Linked DNA regions of Homo sapiens: all the other regions are linked to region 1. A link is a contact called in ENCODE Hi-C or POLR2A ChIA-PET data. All regions are on one chromosome and are shown on one strand. Each heading gives the region's core, a stretch centred on a gene start or an enhancer-like site at or near the end of the contact. The rest is flanking DNA. Distances are from core to core; before and after follow the strand shown. Region 1 has its middle 52 kb from the start of RGS10. Region 2 overlaps GRK5 (G protein-coupled receptor kinase 5). Region 3 overlaps GRK5 (G protein-coupled receptor kinase 5).

Region 1 (4,053 bases), core at 1,538-4,037:
TGTTTGCAACCAGTTTTGTTTTTTGTTTTTTGTTTTTCCTTTAGTGATATATCATGAGCATCTTTCCATGCCAATAAACATAATTATATACAATCCAAAAAAAAAGGCCTGTTTTGAGATTATCTAGGAAAGATAAATGTTTCCCTTGTGCTAATTCCAGCACCGTTTATATGCTGCTTTGCAACACAGGCAAACTGTTTTCTTCTTCTTTAAGCATTTAAACTCTGTTTTTTAAACTGTTATGGCATACAGATCGCAAAGAGTAACAGATGTCTGCCTGATAGACTTGTTTCCCAGGAAAAGAATCTGCTGCTTCTTGGTCTCCAGAGGAAGGATGACTTTGCAAGTATGTGGCTTTTGGTCTCCTTCTGCCCCTCTCACCCCCATAAGAATGGGGGAAGAAATAGAGCACCGCAGACTGCCTCATAAATATCTGTGTCTACAGATCCTGGCTGATTGCAGAGGCAGAGGCGAGACTCTGATCTCCCAGGAGGCTGTCCCTGTGCCTCCCAAAGGGAATATTTCTCTCTTTTTTCCTAAAGGAGCGAGGTCACTCATCATGACCTGAAAACATGAAAATGTGGGTCCACCTTTACTAAATTTGCAGGTTTCCCCAGAACCTTAGCACTAAAAGAACCTCTGTCAACTATCATCATCATTATTATTATTTTTGAGATGGAGTCATGCTCTGTCACCCAGACTGGAGGGCAGCAGTGCACTCTTCGCTCACTGCAACCTCTGCTTCTGGGTTCAAGCAATTCTCCTGCCTCAGCCTCCCGAGTAGCTGGGATTACAGGTGTGCGCCACCACGCCCGGCCAATTTTTGTAGCATTCGAAGAGATGGCGTTTCACCATGTTGGCCAGGCTGGTCTCAAACTCCTGACTTCAAGTGATCCACCCACCTCAGCCTCCCAAAGTGCTGGGATTACAGACACGAGCCACTGCGCCTAGCCTCATTATTTGTTTATTATTATTATTTTACTATTGGTTAGCATGAGAATTGTGGTTATGTTCATGTCATGAAGTTCAACTGCCTAAATTCTATCCCAGCTCCGTCGCTTATTAGCCCTGTGAGCTTGCGTAAGCCATCATGGATCTTTTCAAGCCCAAGTTTTCTCAATTATTAGATGGGATAATATTGGTCCCTATGCCTTAGTCTGTTTCATCTGCTATAACAAAATACCTGGGTAACTCAAAAACAACAGATATTTATTGCTCACAGTTCTGGAGGCTGGGAAGCCCAAGATTAAAGACACTGACAGATGAGGTGTTTGGTGAGAGCCTGTTTCTCATCCATGGTGCCTTTTATGTCCTCACATGCTGGGCACATGCTCAGCTGGAAAGGGCAAGCAAGTTCCCTAGGGTCTCTGAGCACTGATTCCCATTCATTCAGGTGCCGACCCAGAGCCTTCATGACCTAATCACCCGCGAAAGGCCCTGCCTCTTTTTTTTTTTGAGATGGAGTCTCGCTCTGTCACCCAAGCTGGAGTGCAGTGGCATGATATGGGCTCACTGCAACCTCTGCCTCCTGGGTTCAAGCGATTCTCCTGCCTCAGCCTCCTGAGTAGCTGGGATTACAGGCATGCGCCACCACGCCTGGCTAATTTTTGTATTTTTGGTAGAGAGGAGGTTTTGCCATGTTGGCCAGGGTGGTCTCGAACTCCTGACCTCAAGTGATCCGCCCGCCTTGGCCTCCCAAAGTGCTGGGATTACAGGTGTGAGCCACTGTGCCCCAGCCGGCCCTGCCTCTTGATATCATCACACTGGGGACTCGGTTTCAACATGTGAATTTGGGGCGGGGGTCGGGGGCGGCACAAACATTCAGACGCTAGCACTATATAAAATCCAATGAGATAATACATGCAATGTGCGCAGCACAGTGCCTTGCGCACAGCGGCTTAATAAACCTTGGTGATTATTATGAGGCCACCAAACCAGGGATAGGTCGTGTGGTCTGCCTAAGGTGCGCAGGGAAGGGTAGCAGATCCCGGCCGGGTCTGACTCCTGGATCCTTGCCTGGGACTCTTTCACTGTCCCCCCAGTCCCCCGCACACACATGCACACGATGTTACCCCGCGTTCGAGTCGTGATCGACGGGCAGCCAGCTGGACCTGAATGTCATTCAAATGATTGCAGGCTCGAAACCAGGGGTGGGGGGGCTCTCAGGAGAGGATTTGGGCCCAGAAGGGGACATGCAGGGGGAAGCCAGAGAAGTGAGAGGGAGATCTGAGTGGTGGGTGCCCCAGCAGCGTAATATGGCTCCATTTCCAACCTGGAACCAGGTTGTTGCCTCTCCAGACATTTTGTGTCCGAAGGAAGGGGAAGGGAATTCAGTAGACATTCTTTGGAGGAGCCTCTTGGACTTCGGTGACTTTTTCTTGACAAGAACCATGGTCTCCTAGGGCAGAGCTGCCCACATGCTTTTCTGGGAGGTCCCGGGCTCCCCAGGCTCCTTGGAGTAGAAGGAAGTCTGGGGACCCCCGAGAGCCTGCCTGAAATTCCTGGCTTGAGCTCACGGGGGAGCTGGTGAGCTGTGGAGGGAGGCAGCTCCCGGGGTTCTTGCGGGTCCCTGCAGCACGGGAGGACCCTCCAAGGCCCTGGGCACCCATCCTGGTCAGACCGTCCCCTCCCACCAACTTTTCTCCTTGTCTCTCCCAGAAGGGTGCCCTGGGGAGACCCTCTCCCCAGAGGCTGGGACTGGGCAGGAAGGTGGGGCAGCTGCTCCCATCCTTTCTGCCCCGCACAGTTCAGGCAGTTCATCTTCGGGCAGGAAGATGAGGTTTCGAGGTACTTCCTGGGCTTGCGCTGACGTTTTTGACTACCGTCCCCGCCCCCACCCCGCCCCACTCTCTAGTTTGGCCTCTGCTGGCTCCAAAACCCTCTCAAATATCCCACGAGGGTCATTAGTGGGAGACCTTTGTTCAGTTCATTCATTTTTTAAATCAATGCTATATATTTTTTTAATGCTCGGAAACAGTGTTTTGATGTGAGTTTATTACTTGAAGAACTGCAGGACTTTGTACAACAAACTGCCTGATACTAAAGTTATATTAACAAAGAGATCAAGAAATGACTGGCTGTGTGCACAGAGGCTTAAAGGTTTAGTGTGGCTGAGATACTAAACGTCTCTCTTTCCCACCACTTTATTTTATTTTTATTTTTGAGACAGAGTCTTGCTCTGTCACCCAGGCTGGAGTGCAGTGGCATGATCTTGGCTCACTGCGACCTCCATCTCCTGGGTTCTCATGCCTCAGCCTCCCAAGTAGCTGGGATTATAGGCGCATGCCACCATGCCTGGCTAATTTTTGTATTTTTAGTACAGATGGGGTTTCATCTTGTTGGCTAGGCTGGTCTCAAACTCCTGACCTCAGGTGATCCACCCGACTCAGCCTCCCAAAGTGATGGGATTACAGGTGTGAAGCACTGCACCCAGCCTCCCATCACTTTATTTTAAAAGTGTATTTCCAAATCCTCGTCTTCTACCTCGGGGTGGTCGTTCCAAAATGTTTTATTTCTGAAGCTTCCCAGATAAGCAGCTACAATTTCACTCTTTCCTCCCCAGCTCACTGGGATGCATTTTTTCTTCTTCTTTTTTTTTTTTTTTTTTTTTTTGGTGGAAGGAATTTTTTTTAAAAAAACTAAGACGTACCTAATTTCAGTAAAGAGTAAAGTACACAAATCTTAAGTGGAGAGCTCTATGGATGTCTCCATTTGTCTACACACTCATAACTACCACCGCATTCGGCTATGGAATATTTCTAGCATCTGGGGTGCAGAGTTTTTTTTGTTGTTGTTTTTTGTTTTTTTTGAGACAGAGTCTCACTCTGTCGCCCAGACTAGAGTGCAATGGCCCGATCTCGGCTCACTGCAACCTCTGCCTCCCAAGTTCAAGTGATTCTCCTGCCTCAGCCTCCCAAGTAACTCCTGACCTCAAGTGATCTGCCGCCTCGGCCTCCCAAAGGGCTGGGATTAGAGGCATGAGCTGCTGCACCCAGCCTGGGATGCAGTGTTTTTTTGTTTGTTTGTTTTTGTTTTTTGAGATAGAGTCTCACT
Region 2 (3,950 bases), core at 682-3,181, 220 kb after region 1:
ATGGAATACGACTGGCTTGTATGTGGTATCAAAGGGGACTATTATCTTTGGTTCCGTAAAAGAATCCTAGAAGGACTGGGGAGGACTTGGAAGGCGTCAGAGAGGGACTGCCACCTCCCTGCCAAGGGGCTAGCCAGCTTCTGCTTGAAGCCTGCTCAGAGCCAGAATCAACCCTCAGCCTGCGGAGTCCCCTCCACAACGGGCTGGCCTCCCTGTCCCTCCAGGTCTATCAATGCGAGAACAAGTGACACAGACAACTGTGAATATCTGACAGGTCAGGCCTTAAGGACCATGACACCTCCTCTGCTCCCCACTCCAGATTCTGTGGTATTTCCAATGCTCAGCTCATGGGTCAGGGCAAAACCTCTACTATGCAGGGCTCTGTGCTAGGCCCCGCCCAAGCTCTTCACAAACACTAGCACACTTAATGCTCGCAACGACCCCATGAAATAGAGATCTCATCCACTCAGTTTCTTGTTTCTTTCTTTCTTTCTTTTTTTTTTTTTTTTTTGAGATAGAATCTTGCTCTGTCATCCAGGCTGGAGTGCAACTGCATGATCTCGGCTCACTGCAACCTCCGCCTCCCAGGTTTAGGTGATTCTCCTACCTCAGCCTCCTGAGTAGCTGGGATTATAGTCACCCGCCATCATGCCTGGCTAATTTTTGTATTTTTGTAGAGACAGGGTTTCACCATGTTGGCCAGTCTGGTCTTGAACTCCTGACCTCAGGTGATCCGCCCACCTCAGCCTCCTAAAGTGCTGGGATTACAGGCGTGAGCCACCACGCCCGGCCTCATGCACTCAGCTTTACACATGAGAAAAGCTCTGAGTAACAAGTAACACATCCAAGCTCACACAGCTGGTGAGAGCAGAGGCCAGGGTGCAAACCCAGGACCGTCCCATTTAGCATCTATGCCCTGAGCTACCATGCGATTCAGCCGGCACAGGGTCCCATACAAGGCAGAAGTTCAGAACATTTGGAACCATCTCTGCTGAACGGGGCATCACCACTACATCTAGGAGGGCCGCGTCAGCCTACAGGGCCAGAAATCCAGGTTCTATTCCTAGCTCAAGGGGGCCCGCAGGAAGGCTCTTCCCAGCAGAGTCATGAGACTGTGGCAAGCCCACAAAACAGGGCCCCACAGACAAGGAATAAGAGTAGGCATCATGCCAAATGATTTCCACAGATGAACTCCTTCAGCCTCCCGAGTACCTACGAGGTTAGTGCTGTCTTCACAGATGAGGAAACACACACATATTAGGCAAGCAACTTCCCCAACGTCACACAGCTAATCAAAGTGCTGGAGCTGGGACTGGCAACTCCAGAGTCACGCTCCAGAGTCCACCTGCTGCTAAACCTCGTCACCAACCTAGTGCTCACACACCTGTTTTTCCCTGACGAGTCAAAGGCCCCACGTTCCCCTCTTCCATTGCCAAAGGTGGCGACAAAACCCCGCACACACCAGCCCAGCACTGATGGGGTGAGTCATTTACGAGCTCCGGACCATCCAAGGTCTTCAGGTTCAAGGAGCTGGTGACTCAGTGCAGCCACCCCGTCCAGGGCTCCAAATTCCTCTTTGTCAAGTGTGCAGATCTGTATATGCTAAATGTCTGTTTACTAGAGCTAAACAAAGAAGTCAATGCAGGCAAACAAAATCTGTAGGAAACACATTGTTTCAGCCAGTCTCTGGGACAGCAAACAATAGAAGGCAAAAGGCTATGCAGAGAACTTGGTAAAGAGAAACTGCCTTGGAGTTCCCAAACCTGCAGACCCTTGATTGTGTTGGCAGCTCGAGGGGATGAGAGAGCCTCTAAAGAGGCCAGGCGTGTCTGAGAGGGCCTCTCTGAATGACCAGCGCCCAAAGGGCGTGGAGGATGTGGCTGTACACGTGTGGCCCGGGCAGGTTTCCGGTGAACACTCCCTCCCTAACGGCGCCGGCGCCACCCCAGGTCCTGGTGCTATCTGACAGTGTGAGCTTACTTACGAAAGCCCGGTCTGCTATTCAGTCACTTCTAGGCGGGTCCTGTTATTATTATTAACAAAGATAAGATTACGACTAATAATAACACTCATGACATTTAAATGCATTTCATCCTATCGCTTCAGCCTTGCTCTCTGAGGTAGGGTAGAGTTCAAATTCCACATTTGTGTTCCGCCAGGGGCCCAGCATGCCAACTCACTCAAACACAGATGAAATTTCCAGAGCTTTCTTAAGAATGAAGTGAGTTTTTTTCCTTTGCACTAACGTGCCAAGCACACTGCAGTTTGAGCTGCTGGAAGGAAAATGCCTATTGTTACACCTACAAAACCCTACTTAACTCTCAGCTTCACACCTCTCAGGAGAAACTGCTGAAAATCTCCTAGAGACTGCCCCCCAGCTAATTTGTGCATTCCCCCAGCATTTGAGGGTCTTCTGCAGAGAGGGCTGTGGGCCGCATGACAGACCTGCACCTGCACAGAGCAGCTTATGGGCCTGTCATGGAGGTGAACAATTGTCCCCTGGTTTCTTAGGGGATTGGTTCTGGTGCCCCCCTCAGATGGCAAAGTCCATGGATGCTCAAGTCCCTGATATAAAATGGTGTAGTATTTGTATAAAGCCCATGCATATCCTCCTATACACTTTACATCATCTCTAGATTACTTCTAATACCTAATACAATGTAAGTGCTATGTGTATACAGTTGCTATAACGTATTGTTTAGGGAATAATGACAAGGAAAATGTTTGTACATGTTCAGTACAGACCCAAGCATCCTTTTATTTCTGAGTATTTTCAATCTGCGGTCAGTTGTATCCACAGATGTGAAAGTTGCAGATACAGAAGGCTGACTGGACATCAATGAAGGTACAATTACACATTTTGGTGACAAGTGGCAAAGAGATGAACAGAGGACTGTGATGAAGAATGGCAGGGCTGGCAGTGGGCTGCAAAGGAGCCCTGCTAGTTAGGATGCAAATAACAGGCCCCCAAGAAGGTAATATTTATGCCCAACCCTGAATGCCAATGAGCAGTGAAGGAATGTGGAGAGGAGAGCACGGGACTCTGGGCAGAGGGAACAGCAATAGGAAGGTACATTCAAGGTACTCCAAGGAGGCTGGAGGAGCAGACAAAGTGTGGGGGACTGGCACAAGGCCCCCTCCCTCCCAAAGGCCAACACCCCAGGCTTTGGAGCTGGCTGGCCCCCTCCAAGGTGGCTCTGAGAAAGAGGCTTGGAGAGCCAACTCAGCAACTTTTTTTTTTTTTTTTTTTTTTTAAGATGGAGTCTCACTCCATCTTGCAGGCTGGAGTGCAGTGGTGCGATCTCAGCTCACTGCAACCTCCGCCTTCTGGGTTCAAGCAATTCTCCTGCCTCAGCCTCCCAAGTAGCTGGGATTACAGGAGCACACCACCATGCCCGGCTAATTTTTTTGTATTTTTAGTAGAGACAGGGTTTTACCATGTTGGCCAGGCTGGTCTCAAACTCCTGACCTCAGGTGATCCACCCGCTTTGGCCTCCCAAAGTGCTAAGATTACAGGCGTGAACCACTGTGCCTGGCCATTATATCAGTCTTGACCCTAAACCTAACCCTGACTCCCCAGGATGAGAGCACGCAAAGCTCTCTGAACAGGGCCTACCCACGGAAGCCTCATAATGTGAGCCCATTACAGGGCTAACCACACGGGTGCTGCTACCCCAGGAACCCTCGGCTGCATGTTCAGGGACTATAGGACGTCCTCAGGAAACCCCTTCCATGGGTTTGGGGGCTCCCAACATCCACCTGTACCATTCTTGCTTCTCACGGGAAGTAGGCCACAACTATTGTCTATTGTTTGTTCTCCAGCAAGTCACCCTAACTGTCAGAGAAGAGGCTCGTGCTTCAACAAGCAGGGGGAACGCGTCAGGTCATCAAACTTCCTGTGAAAAGTCCCTCTTTGTTTAGAAAAGATGCTGGTTTGTTTCTATGTTTCT
Region 3 (4,323 bases), core at 903-3,402, 240 kb after region 1:
GTCAATACCAAGTCTCGGTGTCTTCTATTTGCAAAGGGTTTCAAACTGGTTTGCTTGAATAACTATTTTACACAATGGTTGCAATAACTTCACAGTCATATCCAAGTTACTTACTAGGAAATGGAAGTTCAGCAAAGTGAGAGACTATATAGCCCAAGCCAGCTCCTGTGTCATTCCTCCAAGAAGCCTTCCCTGGCTGCCTCAAGTGGTTGTTCCCTGGGCCCAGAGCCCTCCCTGCATCCCAGCTTCTACAACCCGGTCAGCTCTCGAGGGCAAAGCCAGGCCTTGCTCGTCTGTGTACCTACGACTGCTAGCACAATCCATGATAAATGATGGCTCGAAGCAAGAGGGCTAACTCACCACCTTGTCCCTCAAGGAGCCCGTGTCTGGGAGAATGGGCAGAAAACACACCAGGACAGGGGGCAGCAGGCATGGCGGGAACGGCCAGAGGCTCTGGAGTCTGGTGAGGCTGAAGTCCCACCTTTACCCTGACCTTGCGCAGCCACAGAGCTCTCTGAGTCTCAGTGCCTGCTCCATGACTCTGTGATAATGAGCCAGCGGTGTTAGTACAAAGTGAGCATCTGGGGAAGAGTCCACGCCAGTGAAAATCACACAAGAGCCTTTCCAAAACCACCACTCAGTCCAAACAGAAAGAGCCTCTAAGTGCAGAGGGACTCAGAAGGGAGAGGTCATTGGAGTTAGGTGAAGTCGATGTGACAAAGCTTCCTGGAAGGGGTGTCCTGTGTGTCAGCTTCCATCCTGCTGGTGACAAAGGCCCCTGCTATCTTGTGTTCCAAGTGGAAAGAGCCTGGGTCCCTGATACCCCTGAGAATAAGAGATCCACCTCTGGCCATAGCTGCTGTCCCTCCAGAAGCCTGTGCCACACCCCTCCCTGGATCCTATCTCTCCCAGCAGCTCTCTCTCCTCCCATCAGGGAAGTCAAGGCCACCTCCGGGCTTCCAAATGGCTCATCTCCTGGCCTCCTCCCACCTGACGACCTTACCTGCGCATACATACACAGAGCTTCCTGCTCTACTCTGTTTTTCCTTCTTTTTTTTTTTTTTTTTTTGAGACTGAGTCTTGCTCTGTCGCCCAGGCTGGAGTGCAATGGCGCAATCTCGGCTTCCTGGGTTAAAGCAATTCTCCTGCTTAAGCCTCCTGAGTAGCTGGGATTACAGGCACCTGCCAACATGCCCAGCTAACTTTTGCATTTTTAGTAGAGATGGGGTTTCACCACATTGGCCAGGCTGGTCTCGAACTCCTGACCTCAGGTGATCCATCCGTCTCAGCCTCCCAAAGTGCTGAGATTACAGGCGTGAGCCACCGTGCCCGGCCTGTTTTTCCATTTTTTTCTTACAAAATACATCATACATCCCAAGGTCCCTGTTTTGATATGTCTCTGCCTGTGAATCCCACCTCCTCCTGGAGAAATAGTCCAGAGTCATCCACACTCAGATTGCTGGGCTGGGCACCTGACCCAGGCCACAGAGCTGAAATGACATCCTCCGTGCCCCAGCCATCAACTCCCACCCCTTCTCCCTCCCCATACTGGCCAGAAATAAGATAGCCACACCCGCTACAAATCCCATGCACGGTTTCTTGTTCCAAGCTGCCTTTCCCATTAGGCTGTAAGCCCCCTGAGCACAAGGACCAGGTCTGCCTGTTCCCCAGTAAATCCCCAGAGTTGTTGAATGAATAAGAGCAGAGTACAAAAAAAAAAATCTAAAACTTATCACAATACACTGTCTAAAAACTAAAGTAGGGCAGAACAGAACAGACCAAACCCTTCTCTGAGGATCAAGAGACAGGATTTGAGTTCTAGCTGTGCAACCCTGGGAGGGTCATAGGTCCTCTCTGGCCCTCAGTTTCCTCCTCCTTTAAAACAAGCCACTGGGCCAAGATGACCTTTCAGGCCCCCTACAACTCAAGTACTGGATGATTCTGAAAGCATTTTTCAAAGGCGCTTAGAATTACAAGAGTCCCACTTTAGGGGACAGTCACCGGCCCAGCAGGCCTCATGTGTGGCTCATCTTTCCCCGCTGTGGTGTGGTTTGGTTTAAAGGCAAAGTCAGAGGAGACACATCAGCCCTGTTGACTAAAGCGTAATATTTTCCATCAGGTGTCACGGCTTTCTGTACTTTCTCCTTTTCCCCTGGGGAATCTCAAAAAGAGTCCATGTGAACATCTGAAAATAAGTGTGCCTCATGAAAAAGCATGCACGCACACACATGTGTACACACACACACACACACACACACACCCCTGGGGCAAAGAACCACCAGGAACCCAAACACTAAACAACCTCCAGCCCCCCACCCCAGGCAAAGCTCCAGAAGCCGTATCTGGGAGACACTGCATTTTTCTGGAATTGTGTCATCATTCACAACAAAGTTCACTCTCAGGCCTTGCATCCACCCCGGAGCTGGGCTGGGCTGCCCAGAGCCACAGTGAAAAAAGAGCTGGCCACTCACACCATTTTTATGGTGAGCCGTGACCTCCAAACGAGCTGGGTGTGCGCCGGGCTGAAGCCCTGGTTCCAGCCGTGGTGGGGCAGCATCCCGCAAGCATATCACAGCACCCTAAGCTCCAGGGCTTAGACCCAGGCAAGAGGCATGAAAAATAGAGCAGCTACACGGAGGAGCCTAAGCTTCTGATTTAAATATAAAAGGAACGGAGGGCAGGGGTGGTGGGGAGGCTGGCTTGTCCCTCTTCTCCACAGGCCTGGCAGGATCCAGGGGGCTGTGGAGATCACTGAGTTAGGAGAAGACATCAGTGACCTGATGTAATTCCTTTTCTAATGCAATGCTGAACTGGAGATAGTTCACAGATGCTCCAATCTTCCTTGCTTGTCCTTCAAATTTCGGACTCTATCAAGGGCCTCTGTAATCTCAACAGACCCTCAGATGTGAGCTCAAGGGGGCACTGGGTGGTGTAGACACCCTCTGTCAAACCTGTGCTGTCACCACTGAGCCACCAACTCTCCCTCATCAGCAGATTAGTACAGCAGGGTTGAAACCAGCCTTGAGCACTAAGGGGGCGTATCAGGAAAACCAGGGCACTGTCCCCTCTCCAGTGTGGCTAGGGGATCCTCTGTAGTCCACACTGGCCATGACCCTCACCCTTCAGGGTCCATCATTTTCCCTAAGACCACCTGGCCTTTGGAACACTTGGTTTATTGGCCCCAGGGGAGGAGGGTGACTGACCTGATACATCTGGGCAAGTTCCAAAGTTCAAAGTTTCAACCATGGCCTCATCTCTCAATTTGTTCAGGGAAGAAAAATGCTATTTATTGAGGTATCCTCTACGACCCATAAAAATGAGGCAAAAGCCACAGAGTGACCCCAAGCCCTTCACAGACACTTGCCCCCAAATCAGGAACTCAGGACTCAAAGCAAATTTAGGAAGGCCACATTTCCGTCTCTTAACAGCACCATCTTTTTCTACAAATCAGGAGAAAAATAGAAAGGTAGACTGTTCTAGTTGGAAGTCAGCTTTACGAGAAACATGAGGACCAGAAGGAAGACACTATTTGCACAAGATCGTGCTGCTACCCGGGGTAGAACTAAAACCATGCCCAGGTCTCGAGACACCCGGTCCAGTGCCCTTCCCCGCCTCTCCAGCGTAGCCCTCTGCACCCAGCTCAGGGTTCTGGCCCATCCACACGGCCCAGAGAGAGACACTTCTCCCCTACCCCCAGCCCTGGGAAAGGGCTGCACGCTGGCCCCTAGGATCCAGCTGAAAGCCTCTCCTGGCAACTTCACCCTGTCTCTGCCCTTCAGGTTCCAAAAGGAGAAACAAGACAGCTCTCTGCCCGTCGCAGGCCTGGGCTGCCCAGAGGTCACAGCACAGTGATCCATCAACTGTCAACTCCACCAGGACCTGTAGCTGGGGCTGGCAAGCTCACCCCACCCAGATGGTTTCCCTTTGCATGGCTGTCTCCAGGATGGTCCTGCTACTCACACAGCTGCCCCTATCGGCACGAGCACGCCACGCAGGCCAGCAGCAAGAGGGATGGTCAGGGAGAGTGAAGACATATGTCTGACTTAGACTTCAGTCACCTGAGCCAGAATTGTACTTGGCACATCTGTCCAGATGCAGCAATATCTCAAGGCAGGGAGGGTGGGATGAAAAGAAGAAAATCAAGTTCTAATCCTTAGTGGAAGGGCTGAGGATTGGATATGCACAGGGCGGAGAAGCAGCTTGCAAATTCTAGACCACCAAAATCGAGGCGAGTGGTTCTCAACCAGGAGCAATTTTACCCCCAAGAGGACATTTGACAAAGTCTGGAGACATTTTTGGTTGTCATAACTATGAAGCTAAAGG

The links. Hi-C counts contacts between places; a loop is a spot of excess contacts on that map. ChIA-PET counts read pairs that join two places held with the same protein, here RNA polymerase II (POLR2A). Pooled maps may share reads with other maps.
Region 2: a loop to region 1 is called in a map of CD8-positive, alpha-beta T cell, with 31 times the contacts of the local background. The contact joins two enhancer-like sites. A Hi-C loop is called at or near these places in 1 of 168 maps with a recorded cell type or tissue (CD8-positive, alpha-beta T cell) and 7 of 50 pooled maps. POLR2A ChIA-PET finds 5 or more read pairs at or near these places in 3 of 52 experiments (H1, WTC11 and activated CD4-positive, alpha-beta T cell).
Region 3: a pooled map shows a loop between it and region 1 (2.4-fold over the local background). The contact joins two enhancer-like sites. A Hi-C loop is called at or near these places in 1 of 168 maps with a recorded cell type or tissue (CD8-positive, alpha-beta T cell) and 7 of 50 pooled maps. POLR2A ChIA-PET finds 5 or more read pairs at or near these places in 4 of 52 experiments (T-cell, activated T-cell and activated naive CD8-positive, alpha-beta T cell).

What each region holds. Positions count from the first base shown.
Region 1 is chr10:119,488,390-119,492,442 of GRCh38, reverse strand. No RefSeq gene overlaps it. Among named protein-coding and RNA genes, the nearest start is that of RGS10, 52 kb to the left of the region's middle. Within about 2 kb of position 2,787, at least 10 of the 41 ENCODE cell types and tissues checked have a DNase peak (open chromatin) inside an H3K27ac peak, as active enhancers do; they include CD8-positive, alpha-beta T cell, where a contact is called at or near this core.
Region 2 is chr10:119,269,137-119,273,086 of GRCh38, reverse strand. The region is part of intron 1 of GRK5 (G protein-coupled receptor kinase 5); the gene reads right to left. Among named protein-coding and RNA genes, the nearest start is that of GRK5-IT1, 63 kb to the right of the region's middle. RefSeq lists an enhancer at 3,758-3,950. Within about 2 kb of position 1,931, at least 35 of the 41 ENCODE cell types and tissues checked have a DNase peak (open chromatin) inside an H3K27ac peak, as active enhancers do; they include CD8-positive, alpha-beta T cell, where a contact is called at or near this core.
Region 3 is chr10:119,251,785-119,256,107 of GRCh38, reverse strand. The region is part of intron 1 of GRK5 (G protein-coupled receptor kinase 5); the gene reads right to left. Among named protein-coding and RNA genes, the nearest start is that of GRK5-IT1, 46 kb to the right of the region's middle. Within about 2 kb of position 2,152, at least 27 of the 41 ENCODE cell types and tissues checked have a DNase peak (open chromatin) inside an H3K27ac peak, as active enhancers do.